2 separate regions of the Homo sapiens genome follow, and region 1 is linked to region 2. Evidence: read pairs that join two places in POLR2A ChIA-PET (ENCODE). Cell type or tissue: MCF 10A. All regions are shown on one strand. Each heading gives the region's core, and the rest is flanking DNA. Links, peaks and the distances in the headings are about the cores only. Region 1 overlaps EPO (erythropoietin). Region 2 overlaps ZAN (zonadhesin).

What was found. Peaks named below come from ENCODE experiments on the same cell type or tissue, not always from the same donor. Only the 100,000 strongest peaks of a DNase experiment are listed, where the experiment ranks them.
Region 1: POLR2A ChIA-PET joins it to region 2 with 15 read pairs; 4 of 35 experiments call an interaction of 5 or more read pairs at or near these places.

What each region holds. Positions count from the first base shown.
Region 1 is chr7:100,721,793-100,732,509 of GRCh38, reverse strand. It overlaps EPO (erythropoietin), which reads right to left. Exons shown (of 5, transcript NM_000799.4): 3 at 10,462-10,548; 4 at 9,667-9,846; 5 at 8,810-9,532. The coding sequence ends at 9,377. Among named protein-coding and RNA genes, the nearest start is that of ZAN, 6.4 kb to the left of the region's middle. RefSeq lists an enhancer at 7,114-7,293 and a silencer at 7,445-7,679. In MCF 10A, for the core only: a CTCF peak has its summit at 7,069 (motif pointing right); DNase peaks (open chromatin) are centred at 6,599 and 7,069.
Region 2 is chr7:100,794,998-100,805,620 of GRCh38, reverse strand. It overlaps ZAN (zonadhesin), which reads right to left. Exons shown (of 48, transcript NM_003386.3): 45 at 10,285-10,425; 46 at 8,156-8,255; 47 at 7,998-8,044; 48 at 7,824-7,914. The coding sequence ends at 7,889. It overlaps EPHB4 (EPH receptor B4), which reads left to right. Exons shown (of 17, transcript NM_004444.5): 15 at 1-120; 16 at 300-455; 17 at 2,031-3,056. The coding sequence ends at 2,160. Among named protein-coding and RNA genes, the nearest start is that of EPHB4, 27 kb to the left of the region's middle. RefSeq lists enhancers at 1-178, 179-894, 2,749-3,451, 3,452-4,155, 6,099-6,158 and a silencer at 5,800-6,094. In MCF 10A, for the core only: CTCF peaks have their summits at 4,214 and 5,990; DNase peaks (open chromatin) are centred at 1,900, 3,270 and 5,960.

The DNA of each region.
Region 1 (10,717 bases), core at 2,718-10,717, 76 kb after region 2:
CCAGCTGGTTGTGAGGTTGAGGCGGGAGGACTTACGCGTTCAAGGCTGCAGTGAGCTATGATCAAGCCACTGTACTCCAGCCAGAGCAACAGAGCGAGACCCTGTCTCAAAACAAAACAAAAAAAGAATGTTGGTGAAAACTTTTTTTTTTTTTTTGAGACAGCGTCTCACTCTGTTGCCCAGGCTGGAGTGCAGTGGTGCCGTCACAGCTTACTGCAGTCTCAACCTCCCAGGCTCAAGCAGTTCTCCCACCTCAGCCTCCCGGGGTGTCTGGGATTACAGGCACAAGCCACCATGCCTAGCTAATTTCTGTTTGTTTTTTTTGCTTGCTTGTATTGTAGAGATAGGGTCTCACTATGTTGCCCAGGCTGGTCTCAAACTCCTGGGCTCCAGTGATCCGCTTGCCTCAGCCTCCCAAAGTGCTGAGATTACAAACATGAGCCACTGTGCCCAGCCGGTGAAAACTTCTTAGAAGGCATTTGTTTTTTGGTTTGTTTGTTTGTTTTGGGGGAGGAGTCAACCCAGCCTAGAGAGCAATGGCACAATCTCAGCTCACTGCAAACCTCCACCTCCCGAGTTCAAGCAATTCTCTTGCCTCAGCCTCCCAAGTAGCTGGGATTAACAGGCATGTGCCATCACACCCGGCTAATTTTGTATTTTTAGTGGAGATGGGGTTCCATCATGTTGGTCAGGCTGGTCTCGAACTTCTGACCTCAGGTGATCCACCCACCTTGGCCTCCCATAGTGTTGGGATTACAGGTGTGAGCCACAGTGCCTGGCCAGAAAACTTCTTAGAAGGCATTTGACAATGACTGTTGAACTTTCAAATGTGCATATCTTTGACCTAACATTTCTAGGAAACTTGCTACAGAAATACATGCACTTTGCACAAATTTGCGGATACCCAAAGATATTAATTGCAACATTGTTTACAATAGGAAAAGTTATGATAAATATTTATCAGTAGGTATGTAATTGGATCATATTAAGAAATGGCCGGAGGCCGGGCACGGTGGCTCATGCCTGTAATCCCAGCACTTTGGGAAGCCGAGGTTGACAGATCACTTGAGGTCAGGAGTTCAAGACTAGCCTAACTAACATGGTGAAACTCCATCTCTACTAAATACAAAAAATTAGTTGGGCATGGTGGTGCATGCCTGTACTCCCAGCTACTCGGGAGGCTGAGGCAGGAGAATTGCTTGAACCTGGGAGGCAGAGGTTGCAGTGAGCCAAGATCGCGCCATTGCACTCCAGCCTGGGCAACAAGAGCAAAAATCTGTCTCAAAAAGAAAAGAAAAGAAAAGAAAAGAAAAGAAAAGAAAAGAAAAGAAAAGAAATGGCCGGGCGCGGTGGCTTGTGCCTGTAATCCCAGAACTTTGGGAGGCCAAGGTAGGAGGATTGCTTGAGCCCAGGAGTTCGAGACCAGCTTGGGCAACATAGCGAGAACCCACCCTCTACACAAAAAATACAAAAATTATCTAAGCATGGTGGTGCACACCTGTAGTTCCAGTTACAAAGAAGGCTGAGGCGGGAGGGTCGCCTGAGCCCAGGAGTTCAAGGCTGCAGTGAGCTATGATTGTACCATTGCACTCCAGCCTGGGCAACACAAGGAGACTCTGTTTCTAAAAAGAAATAAATAAAAGAAAAAGAAAGCCCTTTTGCAATCCCCAGGACCGCTTCTGCCCAAATGAGGCTGAAGAGCCTCGCCATGGAATGCCAACAGAGCTCAGGCAGGGATCACATCTGAGGACTGAGAGCACCCCCCTGCCTGTTTATGTCAGACCTGGGGATATCAATGGTGTCCATCCCAAGCCCTTGTCCACCCTTCCTCCATACCAGGTTAGCAGAGGAATTAACAGAGGGGCCAGGGCCAGGAAATGGTTAACCCAGGGAAGAGGAGCAGAAGACATTGATCATAGCCACTCCCTGTTGGGCAATAAGTCCCCTGGTAGCTGCTTTAGCTGACCTCCCTTTGGGACCACAGAGCTGGGGGTCACAGCTCCCAATCCGTCTGGAAGTGGGGGTGGGGGGCTCACGGCAGGACAGGAAAGTGGGGGAGGACCCTTGGGCCCTGTATTTTAGGGAGCCAGGAACCAGCAACGCCCCAGAGACTGGCAACCTTGACAAGACTGGCAGCTGTGGGAACAGGTGTGAGAGACCTTGGGCTGTGGAAAAGCCCTTGAGAGAACTGGAGCCCAGTCCTAAATTTGCTGTGTGTCTTTGGGAACTTTTCTCACCCTCTCTGTGTCTTAGTTCCTTCCTCTGTAAGATTGGGGAGGAGGCTCAATCAGTACAGCCAAGATTTTTTTAAAGCCAGAAATCTATGATGTTGGCTGGGTGCAGTGGCTCACACCTATAATCCCAACACTTTGGGAGGCCAAGGTGGGCAGATCACCTGAGGCCAGGAGTTCAAGATCAGCCTGGCCAACATGGTGAAACCCCGTATGTACTAAAAATACAAAATTAGCTGGGCATGGTGGTGCGCACCTGTAGTCCCAGCTACTCAGGAGGCTGAGGCAGGAGAATCTCTTGAACCCAGGAGGGGTAGGTTGCAGTGAGCCGAGATCGCACCACTGCACTCCAGCCTGGGTGACAGAGTGAGACTCTGTCTCAAAAAATAATAATAATAATAATAATAAAAGAAAGAAATTTATGTGTGGCAGTCACTTTTTTTTTTGAGACAGTGTCTTGCTCTATCACCCAGGTTAGAGTTCAGTGGCTCAATCATAGCTCACTACAACCTCAGCCTCCCAAGTAGTTGGAACTACAGTCTATTTTTTAGTAGCCCAGCAAATTTTTTATAGAAACAGGGATCTCACTATGTTGACTAGGCTGGTCTCAAACTACCAGCCTCAAGTGATCCTCTCACCTTGGCCTCCCACAGTGCTGGTATTACAAGTGTACATCACCGCGCCCGGTCACGTAATTTTTTTTTTATCTTGTTTTGCCCTTGTTGCCCAGGCTGGAGTGCAATGGTACGATCTTGGCTCACTGCAACCTCCGCCTCCCAGGTTCAAGCAATTCTCCTGCCTCAACCTTCCAACTAGCTGGGATTACAGGCATGCACCACCACACCCAGCTAATTTTTTATTTTTAGTAGAGACGGGATTTCACCATGTTGGTCAGGCTGGTCTCGAACTCCTGACCTCAGGTGATCCGCCCACCTTGGCCCCCCAAAGTGTTGGGATTACAGGCGTGAACCACTGGCCATTTTTAATAATCAATTTTCTTAAATAAAGAAGGGAGTTTAGAGACATTTGGCCATGACTCCCATAAATTGAGAAACTATACTATCGTCTATTTATTTGTTGCCAACAATCCTTCACAATGCCACAGTTTTATGATGGAATTTTAGTAGAATTAACTTTCACCATCTTCAAATAATATTATTAGCCTTCAGCTTAGATTCCAGTGTCTAAAAGACCCTGTTTAGCTAATGCAACTCCAGCAACAAACCCTACTGTGGTAAGATCACCTACTGAACTACAGTTCAGTAGTTCCAGCAGAACCCTAGGTGACTGGCCAGGCACAGTGGCTCACGCCTGTAATCCCAGCACTTTGGGAGGTTGAGGCAGGTGGATCACCTGAGGTCGGGGTTCGAGACCAGCCTGACCAACACGGAGAAACCCTGTCTGTACTAAAAATACAAAATTAACCAGGTGTGGTGGCACATGCCTGTAATCCCAGCTACTCAGGAGGCTGAGGCAGGAGAATCATTTGAACCCGGGAGGCAAAGTTTGCAGTGAGCTGAGATCGCGCCATTGCACTCCAGCCTGGGCAACAAGAGCGAAACCCCATCTCAAAGAAAAAAAAAAAGAATCCTAGGTGACCTGTGAACTAGGGACAGGTCTTTGTTCAGCCTGATGCTTGGGCCCAGAGGGAGGATTTGAGTCAGTGAGTACCCAAGAGCGAGAGGCTGCAGTTAAGATGGAGAGCTGGGGCTGCAGGAGGTGGCTGAGTTGGCTCCTAGCGCAGTACTCAGAGCAGGGAGTTGGGAAGAAGGGAAGTTGGTAGGTACTTTCTGCCTATGCAGGGAAGAAGCAGGATCCCAAGGCAGGGGATTGAATGGGAAGGAGTCGGTCGTGGAAGATGGACACGCCTTGCTGACCACAGCTGTCTCATTCACTCCATCTCTTCTCTTTCCTCTCCCTGGTGATCCTGGGTCAGAGAGAAAAGGGACTCTCTCTCTCTCTCTTTTTTTTTTCTTTTTGAGACGGAGTCTCGCTCTTGTTGCTCAAGATGGAGTGCAGTGACTCGATCTCTCAGCTCACTGCAACCTCTGCCTCCCAGGTTCAAGCAATCCTCGTGCCTCTGCCTCCCAAGTAGCTGGGATTACAGGCATGCACCACCACACCTGGCTAATGTTTGTAATTTTAGTAGAGATGGGGTTTCACCATGTTGGCCAGGCTGGTCTCAAATTCCTGACCTCAAGTGATCCACCCACCTTGGCCTCCCAAAGTGCAGGGATTACAGACTTGAGCTACCACACCCGGACTTTTTTTTTTTCTCTCTTTTGAGCCAGGGTCTTGCTCTGTCACCCTGGCTGGAGTGCAGCGCTGCAATCATAGCTCAATGCAGTCTCAAATCCCTGGGTTCAAGTGATCCCTCCTGCTTCTGCTGGGCCTACAGGTGCACACCATCATGCCCCACTGCTTTAAAATTTTTTTTAGAGACAGGGTCTCCCTATGTTTCTGGGGCCAGTCTGGAACTCTTGTGCTCAAGCCCTCCTCCTGCCTCAGTCTCCCAAAGTGCTGGGATTACTAGTATGAGCCACTTCGTCCAGCCCCATCTCCGTGTTTTATGACCTGGGCAAGGCCCATAATCTCTTTGGGCCTCAGTTTCCTCCTCTGCAAAATGGGGACCCTCCATCATCCCTGCCTTCCTCTTGGCGTTAGGAGAGCAAATGAAAAGCATGCCAGGAAATCACATGCTTTTCATGTAAATAGCCAAGCTCTCTACAAACAGAAGGCATCATCTTTAAACAATTATGTAACCCCTTGACTCAGAACTAGGCTTTGCTGGCTCCTGTCCCCACCAGAAAGTCAAAAGTGTTGGCTCTGTCACTTTCCAGCAGAACTTAGTTCCCCATCTGACAAATGGGGATGATACTCATTGTATTCCTGCTTCGTGGAGTTCGGGTGAGAATCGCAGCATGCAGATGCCACAGATTGAATGTGTTGTTAATTATAACCATGATCACAGTTCAGAGGAAAGTTCCTTTCCTGGCCTGCACTCGAAGAACCTCTGAAATCTGGCAACACCCTCCTTGGGAATCTGCCTCTCAGCACAGACTCTGGGCCTCGCTTAGTTCTTCTAAATCCTGTGGTTCTTCCCTTCCCCGGCCTCTTGGCATTGCACAGCTTAGCACTCAGTCCCATACCAAAATGACTACGTCTGAATTAATGTGCGTCAAGGCCAGGTGCAGTGGCTCATGCATGTAATCCCAGCATTTTGGGAGACTGATGAGTGGATCACCTGAGATCAGGAGTTCGAGACCAGGCTGGCCAACATGGAGAAACCCCATCTCTACCAAAAAACAAAACAAAAACAAACAAACAAAAAAACACAAACACACACACACAAACTAGCCGGGTGTGGTGGCATGTGCCTGTAATCCCAGCTACTCGGGAGGCTGAGGCACAAGAATTGCTTGAACCCAGGAGGTGGAGGTTGCAGTGAGCTGAGATTGTGCCACTGCCCTCCAGCCTGGGTGACACAACAAGACCCTGTCTCAAAAAATAAATAAATAAAATAAAATGAATTAATGTGTGCCTTTTTTTGCCCCCAGGAGGCTGCCCACTGGCCACTGGGCTATGAGTGTCATTTCATGTCTCCTAGCACTTAGTGCAAAGGCTTGGTTCACAGTAGCCATTCTATAAACTTGGAATAAATGTTTTAAATGTTTCTAACGTACTTGCCTCTCACATCCATCCCAGGAGTGGTCAGACAGTTCAGGTTTGATAACTACTCTTTTTGTGGGGGAGGGGATGGGATCTTGCTCTGTCACCCAGGCTAGAATGCAGTGGTGTGATCACAGCTCACTGCAGCCTCAACCTCCCAGGCTTGAGTGATTCTCCCACCTCAGCCTCCTGAGTAGCTGGCACTACAGCTGCATGCCACCACATCCAGCTAATGTTTAAATTTTTTTGTAGAGATGGGGGTCTCACTATGTTGCCCAGGGTGGTCTCAAACTCCTGAGCTCAAGGGATCCTCCCACCTCAGCCTCCCAAAGTGCTGGGATTACAGGCGTGAGCCACAACATCTGGTTGAAAATTACTATTTTTTTATTATATTTTAGAAACTGAAAGCAGTGAGAAGTCTGAAGACAGTTGTGGAATAAGATCAGTGACCCTGAATCCTGCAGACGGAGAGGAGGGAGGCAAAAGCGGGTTGCTCATTGATGAGATGTTTGAGCCTTAGACTACAAATCAGGCTAAGAGGTGGACAGCCTTTGGGATTAGGAGTCCTAAATCCTGTGCTCAGGTTCTAGCTCAGTCTCTTATTAGCCAGATTCCTTCGGCTTAAGAACAAGCCTCTTAGCTCCGATGTCAGCAGCCTAAGAGGGAGATTTCTCCTTTACTGACTCACAGCATTCCTGGTGCAAGAATCAAATGCCATCTGTGGAAACCACAATATAAATGTGTATTGAAATGTACAAGGTCACAGCCGGGCGCGGTGGCTCACGCCTGTAAACCCAACACTTTGGGAGGCCGAGGTGGGCGGATCCTCTGAGCTCAGGAGTTTGAGACCAGCCTGGTCGACCTGGTGAAACTCCATCTCTACTAAAAATACAAAAAATTAGCCAGGTGTGTTAGCAGGCGTCTGTAGTCCCAGCTACTCGGGAGGCTGAGGCAGGAGAATCGCTTGAACCCGGGAGGCGGAGGTTGCAGTGAGCCGAGATCGCGCCACTGCACTCCAGCCTGAGTGACAGAGTGAGACTCCATTGAAAAAAAAGAAAAGAAAAGAAAAGAAAAGAAATGTACAAGGTCAGAGCCCTAAGGATCTATCGCTTGTAGGTTTCTCTAGCAGTTCCTAGTAAGACCTGAAGAGGGCACTGTAGCCCACGAGCCGGTTAGAACAGAGGGAAAATTCTCTTGGGTCCTCCCCTTTGGCGACTCCTCGCATCCCAGCTCCACACCTACCGCCCCGCTCCCTACACACCTGTCAAGTACCCTCCAACCTCCAAAACCTTCCCGTAATTTTTCCTGCTGCGGATTGCAAAACATTCTCTCCCGTTTGCATATGTGCAGGGGAACACAGGCTGACTTCTCTACAGTTGATGATACAAGCAGAAAGACCGGCCCTCACATATGGGATAACAACCAGGATCGGGGTCCCATACAGTTGTTTTTGTTTGTTTGTTTTTGTTTTGTTTTTGAGACAGAGTTTCGCTCTTGTCGCCCAGGCTGGAGTCCAGTGGCACGACCTCGGCTCACTGCAACCTCCGCCTCCCAGGTTCAGTGATTCTCCTGCCTCAGCCTCCAGAATAGCTGGGATTACAGGAGCCCACCACCACACCCGGCTAATTTTTTGTATTTTTAGTAGACATGGGGTTTCACCACGTTGGCCAGGCTGGTCTCAAACACCTGACCTCAGATGATCCACCCACCTCAGCCTCCCAAAGTGCTGGGATTACAGGCATGAGCCACCGTGCCTGGCCTCCCATACAGTTTTATGACAGCTTTTGCTGTCTGCACAGGTCCCTCCTCAGTGGTCCTTTCCCGCTGAAGCATTATTTTTGAGAAGGAATCTGAAGTTGTGGTCAGAGTAAAGGGGAAAATGAGAAGTAGAAATCAAGAGTGGAAGTAGAGTTCATTTGTTCCATGTCCCCCACCCCAGGGGAGTAAAGGAGCAGGTAGGGATTAGGTAGAAGGAATAAACCAGGCGCAATGGCTCACACCTATAATCCCAGCACTTTGGGAGGCTAAGGAGGGAGGATCACTTGAACCCAGAGTTTGAGACCAGCCTGGGCAACATAGCAAGACCCCATCTCTAAAAAAAATAAGATAAAAATAATTTAAAAATTAGCAGGGCATGGCGATGCATGCCTTTAGTCACATCTACTCATGAGGCTGGGACTAGAGGATTGCTTGAGCCCAGGAGTTTGAGGCTGCAGTGACCCATGATTGCACCACTGCACTCCAGCCTGGGCAACAGAGCAAGACACTGTCACTAAAAACAAACAAACAAACAAAATCACAAATATATAAATGGACCACCTAGAGTGGCCCTTGTCCCCGAGCAGATGCTGTTTATAGAGGTGGCTCCAACCGCACCTGTGTGTACCGCCCCTTTTGTGAATTTCAGAGGCGAGTATTCATGGTGACAGTCCCCAGGTGAGTAAAGGAGGCAGCTGGACTTAGCGAGGATGTGCATTGAGGCGGAAGGCTGATGCTGGGAGTGTGGCATCAGCCGAAGAGACCAAAGAAGAGGCAGAAATTAACAAGGGCCAGTGACCAGGGTTGGCAGCTGTTACCAGCCCCCAAAACTCCCAAAAGGACCCGTCCTCTGGCCTCCCTCTCCTTGATGACAATCTCAGCGCACTGCAGCCTTGCCCTGGGCAGGGTTGGCAGCTGCCTTACTGCGGTGAGGCCTTGAATGGAGCCACCTTATTGACCAGCGTAGGCAGAGCTTGTGGCCTCAGGCCCGGTAGGGTCGAGAGGTCAGACAGGCTGTGTGAGACAGCACGTAGGGCCCAGCCCCCTCCACCCCTCGTTTCCCGGACCTGGACCTGCTGCACTGCTGCCAGGAGTGGGACAGAGCCAGGGGATTTGGAGGTTCCCAGAAAACAGAAAAGCCAAGAGTCATATTGGTGGTTTCAGTTCTTGTCAATGAGGTTGAAGAATACACAAAACTTGGACCCCATGAGAGCCAGAGGCCAGCCCCCATCCTGTCTTCATGGTTCCCACCACCCCGGTGTCAAGGGGGCTCTTGCCACCAAGGGAGTGCCCATGCCCGTGAGACCTGGAGAAGTCACAGCTTGCCACCTAAGTTATCCAGGTCATCCTGTCCCTGATGGTAGGTGCGAAAACAGGTAAATCGCCTCCAAAGCGTGTCCTGGCATCAAATTTTGCAGGGTGCCGAGTGAGCTCAGGCGTCTTCCCAGCATGGCTCTGTCCCTGAGTTTAAAGCTGCTCTCTGAATGCTTCCTGCTCTGGGCCCTCAAGTTGGCCCTGTGACATCCTTAGATCTCAGAGTTGCTCTCTGGACAGTTCCTCTGGCCCCTGAGATGTCATTGCTGGCACTGGAGTGTCCATGGGACAGGCTGGCGCTGAGCTGAGAGCCCCTCGACGGGGTTCAGGAGTGGCGGGGGAGGGTGTGGCACAAGCAATGTTGGTGAGGGAGGTGGTGGATATGCCCAGGTGGACACACCTGGTCATCTGTCCCCTGTCCTGCAGGCCTCCCCTGTGTACAGCTTCAGCTTTCCCCGGAGGAAATTGGAGTAGACTCGGAAGAGTTTGCGGAAAGTGTCAGCAGTGATTGTTCGGAGTGGAGCAGCTGAGGCCGCATCTGGAGGGGAGATGGCTTCCTTCTGCCAAGGAGAAAACAGGAGGTCGCTGCAGTGCCACAGAAAGGGAAGGAATACGGACAGTTCCTGTACTCCTTAGCAAGACCCTTCTCCCCTTCTTACAGAAAGGGCAAGCAGAAGTGTCCGCTCCTACTCACCTGGGCTCCCAGAGCCCGAAGCAGAGTGGTGAGGCTGCGAAGGCCACTGACGGCTTTATCCACATGCAGCTGCAGGGGCTCCCACGGCTGGGAAGAGTTGACCAACAGGGCCTGGCCCCGCAGGACAGCTTCCGACAGCAGGGCCAGGCCCTGCCAGACTTCTACGGCCTGCTGCCCGACCTACAGGGAGTGGACTCTGGGAGTCAGCTGACCCATGTCACCCTCTCCCTCCTGCCCCTCAGCAGCCCCAAGCACCAAGCTGAGCAAACAGAAGGTATGCAATAAGACTTGTTGAATGAATGAATGAATGAATGAGTGAGTGAGTGAGTGAGTGAATGAATAATGAATGTATTCCATACAGCCCTCATTATTTTTCTTTTTTCTTTTCTTTTTTGAGACAGGGCCTCACTCTGTCACTGAGGCTGGAGTGCAGTGGTGTGATCACAGCTCACTGCAGCCTCAAATTCCTGGGCTCAAGCGATCCTCCCGCCTCAGCCTTCCAAATATCTGGGACTACCACCATGCACCACCTCACCTGACTAATTTTTTTAAATGTTTGTAGAGATGGGGGATCTCACTATGCTGCCTAGGTTGGTCTGAAACTCCAGGGCTCAAGCAATTCTCCCATCTCGGCCATCTCAGCCTGGGATTATAGACGTGAGCCTCTGCGCCCAGGCAGCCTCATCTCTGCTGCTCCATTTTACCTTTCCCTCGATCATTCTCCCTTTCATCCAAAATCAGGCTCGCAAATGAGATTCTCCAAAAGAAAGGAAAAAAAAAAAAAAAGGAACTCACCTCCATCCTCTTCCAGGCATAGAAATTAACTTTGGTGTCTGGGACAGTGATATTCTCATTCAAGCTGCAGTGTTCAGCACAGCCCGTCTGAAATGCACACAGCCCGGGGAGTCAAGGGTCCCTGAAGGCTCTGGCCCTGGCCCACAGGCCGTAGGATCTGCTGGCTTTGCTCCTTGCCTAGTTTCCAGGTATGGTTTGGGGCCACCAGACTTATTCTTATGTAGGGGGGCAGTGTCTAGCTTCCCAACTCCACCCC
Region 2 (10,623 bases), core at 1-8,000:
GCTGGACTGTTGGCAGAAAGACCGGAATGCCCGGCCCCGCTTCCCCCAGGTGGTCAGCGCCCTGGACAAGATGATCCGGAACCCCGCCAGCCTCAAAATCGTGGCCCGGGAGAATGGCGGGTGAGGACTGCAGAGAATGGGCCCTCCTTCCCGCTCTCTGCCCCCACTCCTTGCCCAGAAGTGTCCGTTCATTGGTGTTGGGTGGGAGGGCCTCTGTCCGCCTCTGCAAGGCTGGGTTCCACCTCCTCCCCCGGACCTGGGCCTGGTACTCAGCATTCCTCCCCATCCTTGCCCCCTAGGGCCTCACACCCTCTCCTGGACCAGCGGCAGCCTCACTACTCAGCTTTTGGCTCTGTGGGCGAGTGGCTTCGGGCCATCAAAATGGGAAGATACGAAGAAAGTTTCGCAGCCGCTGGCTTTGGCTCCTTCGAGCTGGTCAGCCAGATCTCTGCTGAGTAAGCAGTGGCAGGAGCTGGAGTGGGGCTGGGAGAGCGGGGCAGCTGGAGTCAGGCCCACGGGGTCTCCAGGGGCTTTTGGGGTCAGCTTCGGGTGCCAATGCTGTCTTCTTGCACTGCGCTCATGCCATGCCTAGAAGGGCCCCAGAGGAGCAGTCACAGCCCCATGGAGCTGAGGACCCAAGGACTCTTTGGGGCCAGCCTGCCCGCCTCACCTCCTCCTGCCATCACAGCCCTGGGCCATCGCGCTTCCGCCTCTCACTTCTAGCTATCTTTGTGCATCTATCTGCATTCCAGGCCCGGCTCTCACGGTAACAATGTGTCAACTCGGGTTCTCTTTTTCCAACCATAAAAGGAGAAGATTGGGCTAGGTTTTGGAGATCCTCTTCAGCTTTTATGTGAAATGGTTTTATGATTCCTTGCCTCCCAAAGGCTGCGTATCCCCACTTGGCCTTTGTCTGCTACTCCCCCTTTCTGCCTTCCCGTTCCTCTCCCAAGATCTCCTCTCACCCCAGGTTGAATAACAGAAATAGAAGGAATAGAAATCTGAAGGCCGGGCATGGTGGCTCATGCCTGTAATGCCAGCACTTTGGGAGGCCGAGGTGGGCAGATCACTTGAGGTTAGGAGTTCGAGACCATTGTGGACAACTTGGTGAAACCTTATGTCTACTAAAAATACAAAAATTAGCTGGGCATGGTGGTGCGTGCCTGTAATACCAGCTACTGAGGAGGCTGAGGCAGGAGAATCGCTTGAACCCGGGAGGTGGAGGTTGCAGTGAGCCGAGATCGCACCACTGCACTCCAGCCTGGATGACAGAGTGAAATTCCATCTCAAAAAAAAAAAAAAAAAAAAAAAAGAAATGTGAAGGCCAGGTGGTGGCTCACGCCTGTAATCTCAGCACTTTGGGAGGCTCAGGTGGACCGATTGCTTGAGCCCAGGAGTTTGAGAGCAGCCTGGCCAAAATAGCAAAACCCCATCTCTACAAAACAAAAACAAAAAAATTAGCTGGGCATGGTGGTGCGTGCCTGTGGTCCCAGCTACTCAGGAGGCTAGAGCCAGAGGGTCTCAGGCCAGTCTGCCCCTGCCCCACGGGGCCTGGGCACATCCCTCCCTAATTCTTCCCAGCCTCTCTCTGACCCAGGGGGCCTCCTCTCCCTTTTTTCCCCTTATCTCAGCCTCCAGCCATCAGCAACCTCCTCTTCCTCTCCACCCAGCTCTTCCTCTCCCACTTCGGCCTTTTCTTTCTCACACTCCATTTCCCTCTACGGCAATCTGTGCAGCCTCTTCCCCCAGTCTCATTTTGCGGGCTTTTCTCTCTTTTCTTTCCTTCCCTGGCACCCAAGCCAAAGGCCCTGCCTCTGGCCTCCAGCCCTACCCCCTTCTGCGGTTGCACAGAAGGATGGCTGCCCAGCTCTTAAAAAAACTGCCCGGGAACTGTTGACATCTGTTCTCCCTCCCCCGCTGGCTTTTCTGATTGGCTTACAATCCTGAGGCTAGGACCGTCTCAGGAGCCAAGAGAGGAGAGCGGCCACAGGGAACCTAGGGTCTCACCAAGCTCTCCTTTCCTTCTGCAGGGACCTGCTCCGAATCGGAGTCACTCTGGCGGGACACCAGAAGAAAATCTTGGCCAGTGTCCAGCACATGAAGTCCCAGGCCAAGCCGGGAACCCCGGGTGGGACAGGAGGACCGGCCCCGCAGTACTGACCTGCAGGAACTCCCCACCCCAGGGACACCGCCTCCCCATTTTCCGGGGCAGAGTGGGGACTCACAGAGGCCCCCAGCCCTGTGCCCCGCTGGATTGCACTTTGAGCCCGTGGGGTGAGGAGTTGGCAATTTGGAGAGACAGGATTTGGGGGTTCTGCCATAATAGGAGGGGAAAATCACCCCCCAGCCACCTCGGGGAACTCCAGACCAAGGGTGAGGGCGCCTTTCCCTCAGGACTGGGTGTGACCAGAGGAAAAGGAAGTGCCCAACATCTCCCAGCCTCCCCAGGTGCCCCCCTCACCTTGATGGGTGCGTTCCCGCAGACCAAAGAGAGTGTGACTCCCTTGCCAGCTCCAGAGTGGGGGGGCTGTCCCAGGGGGCAAGAAGGGGTGTCAGGGCCCAGTGACAAAATCATTGGGGTTTGTAGTCCCAACTTGCTGCTGTCACCACCAAACTCAATCATTTTTTTCCCTTGTAAATGCCCCTCCCCCAGCTGCTGCCTTCATATTGAAGGTTTTTGAGTTTTGTTTTTGGTCTTAATTTTTCTCCCCGTTCCCTTTTTGTTTCTTCGTTTTGTTTTTCTACCGTCCTTGTCATAACTTTGTGTTGGAGGGAACCTGTTTCACTATGGCCTCCTTTGCCCAAGTTGAAACAGGGGCCCATCATCATGTCTGTTTCCAGAACAGTGCCTTGGTCATCCCACATCCCCGGACCCCGCCTGGGACCCCCAAGCTGTGTCCTATGAAGGGGTGTGGGGTGAGGTAGTGAAAAGGGCGGTAGTTGGTGGTGGAACCCAGAAACGGACGCCGGTGCTTGGAGGGGTTCTTAAATTATATTTAAAAAAGTAACTTTTTGTATAAATAAAAGAAAATGGGACGTGTCCCAGCTCCAGGGGTGATGGGGGTGATGGACTAGATTTCTAAGGAGAGTGGGGCTGGGTAGGGAGGGCTTTGTGGCTGACCGAGAGGTGTCAGAGGTCTGGAGGCTGCAGGGCTGTAGGGGCTGGAACTTGGTTATCAGCCCCAGGGTATGTTTGAGGTGGTGGGGTGGGGGCCGAGCGAGATGAATCATTCGCAGCTGCTTCTAACGTCTCCAGCTGGCTCTGCCAAGAGCCTGGGGCACCTCCGGGGTGGGGCTGTCCCCTCCCTCCCCTGTCCTGGTTCCTCAGTCCTGGCCAGAGGCTGCTGCAGGAGAGGGAGGGAAGGCCTTGAGCTCCCAGCCCTGCCCGACAGCCACTGGAGAGGGAGGCTGGGGCAGGAGCTGGAGCAGGGGGTTCCGTGGATGGACACAGATGGGGGCCAGATGTTGACAGCTGGGGTAGATTTAGAGGCAGTGCGGGGAGAGTGTCTGCATTGGCTGTGGGGGAAGGGAAGAAGGGACCCCCCCACGTGTGTACACAAGCGATAAGCGCGCGCCGAGGACAATTCTCCCATTCAAGATGCTGCCCGGGCAGGTTCTCCCTGCCTCTTGGAAAGGGGAGGGGGAACCTCCTGTCTTCCCCCAACTTACCCCTCCAAATGCCCCGCTTTCTTTCTTGCCATTTTCTGTGTCCTTTTCTCCAGGGATCTTTCTGGCCTCCCCCCGGGCACCTGCAGGGGCAGGTCTTGACAAGGACCAGCCTGGCTTAACCTGGTCCATTGCTTTTTCTTTTTCTTTTTCTTTTTTTTTTTTTTTTTTTTTTTTTTTTTGAGACAGGGCCTCACTCTGTCACTCAGGCTGGAGTGCAGTGGAATGATCATAGTTCACTGTAACCTTGAACTCCTGGGCGCAAGGGATCCTCCCATCTCAGCCTCCCGAGTGGCTGGGAATCCTCCAGGCACACACTACCACACCCAGCTGATTTTTTTTATTTTTTGTAGAGACGGGTTGGGGGGGGTCTCACAATGTTGCCCAGGCTGATCTCAAACTCCTGGCCTCAAGCTATCCTCCCCTCCCAGCCTCCCAAGGTACTAGGATTACAGGCGTGAGCCACCGCGCCCAACCTTTTTCCATTTCTGCACTTGAGTCGCCCCCTGTTGACGTGTTTGGGTCAGTGCTGGACCCCAAATCACAGCTGGGGCCCTTCCCGGTCCAGGGAGGCTTGTCTCAATTTCCCACCTCTACAGCCCTCTTCTGGAGTCCCTCAGGCTCTTCTCTGTCCCCTTTCCCTTGGTGACACATCACCCATGTTTTGTACCCCTGAGGAGGTGTGGGAGGGACTCGGGGGGTCCATCCAGAGGATGTTGCCCAGGCCCACCCTCTTCCCCTGCCAACCAGACATCCGGGCTAGATAAGGTGTCCTAGAGAGCTGTAGCTGGAGAAAGAAAGGTTAATGGGCATTGCAGAGGTGCAGCAGAGAGGCCAAGAGTGAAGACCCGGTGTGGGGAGCTGGGGTCAGGGCAGGGGGCTGCAGAAGCCCCCTGAGGTCCAGCCCCAAGAGCTCCAGGCTGCCCTGAGCCTTCCTGCCACATCCAGCTCCCCACCATGAATGCTCTTCCAGCTAGGGCAAGGGAGAGTCTCGCTGGGCAGGACCCTCCCTTCCCGGGTTTGGGTCTTGCTTCATTCCCATAAAGGTGACCTCAGGGCGTGTCATCCCAGAGGATAAGCGCAGAGTATAACACATTTCTAGAACTCAGTATCCTCCCTGGTTGGTTGGTTGGTTGGTTGTTTCTTTAGAGACAGGGTCTCGTTCTGTTGCCCAGGCTGGAGTGCAGTGGTGCAGTCATAGCTCACTGCAGCTTGGAACTCCTGGGTTCAAACAATCCTCCCGCCTCAGTCACCCAATAATTCTTTACATTTTTGTAGAGACAGGGACTCGCTATGTTGCTCAAGCTGGTCTCCAACTCCTGATCTCAAGCAATTCTCCCTCCTCAGCCTCCCAAAGCACTGGGATTACAGGCGTGAGCCACCACACCCAGCCTGTCCTCCGTTTTGACATCCCCAAACCCAAATCCCCTTTGGGGTCCTACATCCTGATCTTCCCCCAGCCCAATTGGCAGCCTTCCATTCCTTCCAGTGGCACGATCTCAGCTCACTGCAAGCTCTGTCTCCCGGGTTCACGCCATTCTCCTGCCTCAGCTTCCTGAGTAGCTGGGACTACAGGCGCCAGCTGCCACACCCGGCTAATTTTTTTTTGTATTTTTAGTAGAGATGGGGTTTCACCGTGTTAGCCAGCATGGTCTCGATCTCCTGACCTCGTGATCCGCCCGCCTCGGCCTCCCAAAGTGCTGGGATTACAGGTGTGAGCCACCGCACCCAGCAAGCCTTCCTTCTTAGAGCACAAGCAAGACGTCCCAGCCCCCACTTCCAAGCAAGGACCTGCCTGATGGGAGGCAGAGGTCCCGAGGGAGGGGGCGGGATGTTTGCACCTTGGCCTCAGGCTGGGGTGAGTGGGTCACTCCTAGTAGGATAGAGGTCAGAATTCTTCAGCAACCCAGACCCCAGACCCCGCCCTCAGTAACCCCTAGCCCCTTTTGGAAAATGGAGGAATACCGGGGGTGGGGGCCTCTCCAGAGGGTCACAGGCTGATTTGCTTTTTTTGGAAAAAGCCACTTTTTTTAGCCAGGACGTGGTGACATGCGCCTATAGTCCTGGCTACTTGAGAGGCTGAGGCTTGAGCCCAAGAATTCAAGCTCCCATCTCAGCCTCCTGAGTAGTTGGGAATCCTCCAGGCGCACGCCACCATGCCCAGCTGATGTTTTATTCTTTGTAGAGACAGGGGGCCTCATAATGTTGCCCAGGTTGATCTCAAACTCCTGGCCTCAAGCAGTCCTCCCCCTCAGCCTCCCAAGGCGCTGGGATTACACCACGCCCGACCTGCTTTTTCCACTTCTGCACCTCAGTCGCCCCCTGTTGTCGTGTTTGTGTCAGTGCTGGACCCCAAATCACAGCTTGGGCCCTTCCCAGCCCAGGGAGACTTGCCCTCAATTTCTCACCTCTACAGCCCTCTTCTGGGGTCCCTCGGGCTCTTGAGTCCTCTGTCCCCTCTTCCCTTGGTGACACATCACCCATGTTTTGTTCCCTCGAGGAGGTGTGGGAGGGACTTTGGGGGGTGAACTATGATTGCGCCACTGCACTCCAGCCTGGGTAACAGAGGAAGCACCTGTCTCTAAATAAGGAAGGGAGGGACAGAGGGGAGAGAGAAAGAAAGAAAACAGAGAGAGAGAGAGAGAGAGGGAGGGAGGGAGGGAGAAAGGAAGGAAGGAAGGAAGGAAGGAAGGAAGGAAGGAAAAACGAAGGAAGGAGAGAGTAAGAGGAAGAAAAGGAAGGGAAGGAGGGAGGAAAGGATGGAGGAAGGAAGGAAGGAGGGAAGGAAGGAAGGAAGGAAAGGCGGGCAGGCCACGTTTGGCTGGGTAAGGTGGTCACGTGTATTCCTTGTACTTTGGGAGGTGGAGGCAGGCTGAGCTCTTTGAGCCCAGGAGTTCAAGACCAGTTTAGGCAACATAGTGAGACCCTATCTCTTCTAAAAAATATCAAAATTAGCCAGGCGTAGTGGTGCATGCCTGTAGTCCCAGCTACTCAGGAGGCTGAGATGGGAGGATCGTTTGAGCCCCGGGGGTCAAGGCTGCAGTGAGCTATGACTGCACCACTACACTCTAGCCTGGGCAACAGAGTGAGACCTTGTCTCTAAAAAAAAAGAAAAAGAAAAAAAAGCCACATTCCCCAACCTTAGTCTGTACTTGACATGTAAAATTTCTCAGAATCACCTTGGTGGGGAGCCAGAGGCCACGTCCTCTAAGCACTCGGATTCCTGAGGTGAAGTCTTCTCCTAAATCAGAAGCCGAGGGTCTGGGGCTGCATCCCACCCTCCATTCCCCTGCCCGCCCTGTTCCTTCTGCCCTCCCTGCTCCTTCTGTCTCCCCTAGTGATGTCAGCCTCGCCGGGACTGAATGTGCCACCCGCATGTGGCTTTCTCTAAGGGACAACACCCTCACCTCAAACCTAGGTTCCTCTCCCCTCTAGACATTTTGCACAGAACCCAGCCCTACCTAGGCCTCCACGTGCCTCTCTCCCTCATTTTCCTCCCTCCAAGACCCAACTTCCTCCACTATAATCATGTGGACATTCACGTCTCAAAAATACATAATTTTGGGCCAGGCGTGGTGGCTCATGCCTATAATCCCAGCACTTTGGGAGGCCAAGTCGGGCAGATCACTTGAGGTCAGGAGTTCGAGACCAGCTTGGCCAACATGGCGAAACCTCGTCTCTACTAAAAATACAGAAATTAGCCAGGCAAGGTGGTGTGTACTTGTAATCCCATCTACTCAGGAGGCTGAGGCAGGAGAATCGCTTGAACCCAGGAGGTGGAGGTTGCAGTGAACAGAGATCACACCACTGTACTCCAGCCTGGGAGACAGAGCGAGACTCCATCTCAACAAAAAACTGAAACAAAAATAAATAATTTTGGCCAGACACCATGGCTCATGCCTGTAATCACAGGGCTCTGGAAGGCCAAGGCGGGAGGATTGCTGGAGGCCAGGAGTTTGAGACCAGCCTGGGCTACATAGTGAGACCCGCCCCCATCTCTACAAAAACAAAAATGTTAAAATTTAGCCTTCGTGGTGACGCATGCCTGCAGTCTCAGCTACCCAGGAGGCTGAGGCAGGAGGCCCAGGAGGTTGAGGCTGCAGTGAGCTGTGATCGTGCCACTGCACTCCAGCCTGGCGACAGAGCAAGACCCTGTCTCAAATAAATAAATATATAAATTTATTTAATCTTCTTGTCTGAAGACAGCTCAAAACTGAGCAACTTAACAGGCACAGTCCAGAACAGTATCTGAGGAGAAAGCAAGAAAACCATGTATGAGAGGAGACTCAACTCTAGGCCCCGAGGTTCCGGGCTGTGGGGTTGGTTCTCACCTGTGTCCACCAGCCTGGCCAGTCTGTCTCCCTCCTGCGTTTTCTCTCTAGAAGGCATGGGGGAATAGACATGGGTCCCCAAGTGGCCCTTTACGGGCCCAGCCGCTTCCCGGTTTGCACACCCCACCCGCCCTTCCTCTCTCCTTCCCAGGACTCACCTCTTCCTCCTCGTTCTGTAAATGCACTCTCTGGTCACGGCCAGTAGTACGACCACCACAGGCACCAGCAGTCCCAGTAGGACGCCCACCAGGTTAGATGCTTCTGGGTGCGGGGAAGAGACATTAGGTCGAACGTGAGACGGGAAGGGTGGGGACTGAGGGGTACTCCCTTTTGGGGATTGCTTGCTACCCCAGGGGACCTCATCTCTCTAAATCTCTAGGTGTGTCTGCTTCTTCCTCCAGGAGGTTCTCACCTCCAGGGACTCCAAGGTCTTAGTGCCCCCTCCCCAACCCCCGCAATGTTTTCTGTTTGCCATAAGCCTTTTTAGACAGAGTCTGGCTCTATTGCTCAGGCTGGAGTGCAGTGGTGCGATCATAGCTTTCTGCAGCCTTGAACTCCTGGGCTCAAGCAATCCTCCCCCTCAGCCTGCTTTCCAAGTAGCTGGGACTATGGGCACATGCCACCACACCCGGTTAATTTTCGTGATTTTTTGTAGAGATGGGGTCTTGCTATGTTACCAGGCTGGTCTTGAACTCCTGGCTCAAGTGATCCTCCCGCCTTGGCCTCCCAAAGTCCTGAAATTACAGGCATGAACCACCACGCCTGCCCTCCCTTAAGCCTATTTAGGTGGGCAGCTGTTTCTCTTAGGTCCCCTAGAGTCCAGGTGTCATCTCAGCCAGCATTTCTCAAAGAGTAGCCCTGGAGTCACTTCCATAGTTTCCTGGGCCCTTGTTGAAAATGCAGATTCTGGTTGGGCACAAAGGCTCACGCCTGTAATCCCAGCACTTTGGGAGGCCAAGGTGGCAGGATCACCTGAGGTCAGGAGTTTCAGACCAACCTGGCCAACATGGCGAAACCCCATCCCTACTAAAAATACAAAAATAGCCGGGCGTGGTGGCCGGCGCCTGTAATCCCAGCTACTCAGGAGGCTGAGACAGGAGAATCACTTGAACCCGGGAGGTGGAGGTTGCAGTGAGCCGAGATCACGCCACTGCACTCCAGCCTGGGCAACAGACCAAGACTCAAAAAAAAAAAAAAAAAAAGCAGATTCCTGGGCCCACTCCAGACCTACCAAATCTGATCTTTCAGAGTGTGTCCTGGAATATACATGTACACAAGTTACCCCGTCTTCAATCTTAGGCAAGATAAAGCTGGAGAACCACTGGCCCAGAAGCCCATGGGAATTGTAGTTTGGGATAGGAAAGGACAATGGAAGGTGCTGGAGAGGCACAGAAGGACACAGGAGGAGGAAGCAGCAGGGGTGAGAGATACAGGTCACAGGAGTGGGGAGCTGGGCTTCAGAGAGAAGATTTCACAGTATATAGGTAGGAGATGGGCACAGGAACTAGTTTTTTGTTTTGTTTTTGGTTTTTGTTTTTTGTTTTTTTTGAGATGGAGTCTTGGTCGCCCAGGCTGGAGCGCAGTAGCGTGATCTTAGCTCACTGCAACCTCTGCCTCCCGGGTTCAAGCGGGTCTCGTGCCTCAGCCTCTGAGTAGCTGGGATTACAGCTGTGCACCACCATACCCAGCTAATTTTTTTTTATTTTTTTATTTTTTTTTAGATGGAGTCTTGCTCTGTCACCCAGGCTGGAGTGCAGTGGCTTGATCTTGGCTCACTGCAACCTCCACCTCCCAGGTTCAAGTGATTCTCCTGCCTCAGCCTCCCGAGTAGCTGGGACTACAGGCGCACACCACCACACCCGGCTAACTTTTTGTATTTTTAGTAGAGACGGGGTTTCACTTCGTTAGCCAGAATGGTCTCCATCTCCTGACCTCGTGATCCGCCCACCTCAGCCTCCCAAAGTGCTGGGATTACAGGCGTGAGCCACCATTCCCGGCCAGGACTGGTTTTTTGAGGATGCTTGTCCTGCGAATTTCTAGGGATTATATTATAATTCCTACTATAATAATATATGTAATATATAAATAGATAATTAATATACAAGATATATTAATATATTAATATCCATTATAGCTACAAATTGTTATGTTTATAATATATAATATCTGTAACATAATATTATAATACATATCATTCTATATGTGAATATAATACATATAGAATCATTCTGTGGTTGTCGGCCAGGAAGAGGTTGTGAGGGTACAGGGCCTTGGACGATGCCCTCACCTGGCTTTCTGGGAGGTGGCGCATCTCGAGGCTCCATACACAGGCCTCCCCCGTAACCAACTTCACACTCGCAGGTGAAGGTGGCTCCCTGCTCCCGACACTGCCCGTCATTCTGACAGGGGTTCTGCAGACACGGGCTTTCTGCAAGGACAGAGAGGGTTGTGGGAGGGGGGCCCTGGGAGGACACTCCCAGCTGAGGGAAGGCCTGGCTGGGGGCTGGGACGCCCGGGGAGAAAGCAGCGGCTGCCAGAGACTGGCCAGGGGTCAGCCAGCCTGGCTCCCAACCCTGCCTCACTAGCCCTGGGCTTTGGGGAAACTTCCTTCCTTTGAAACTCTTTC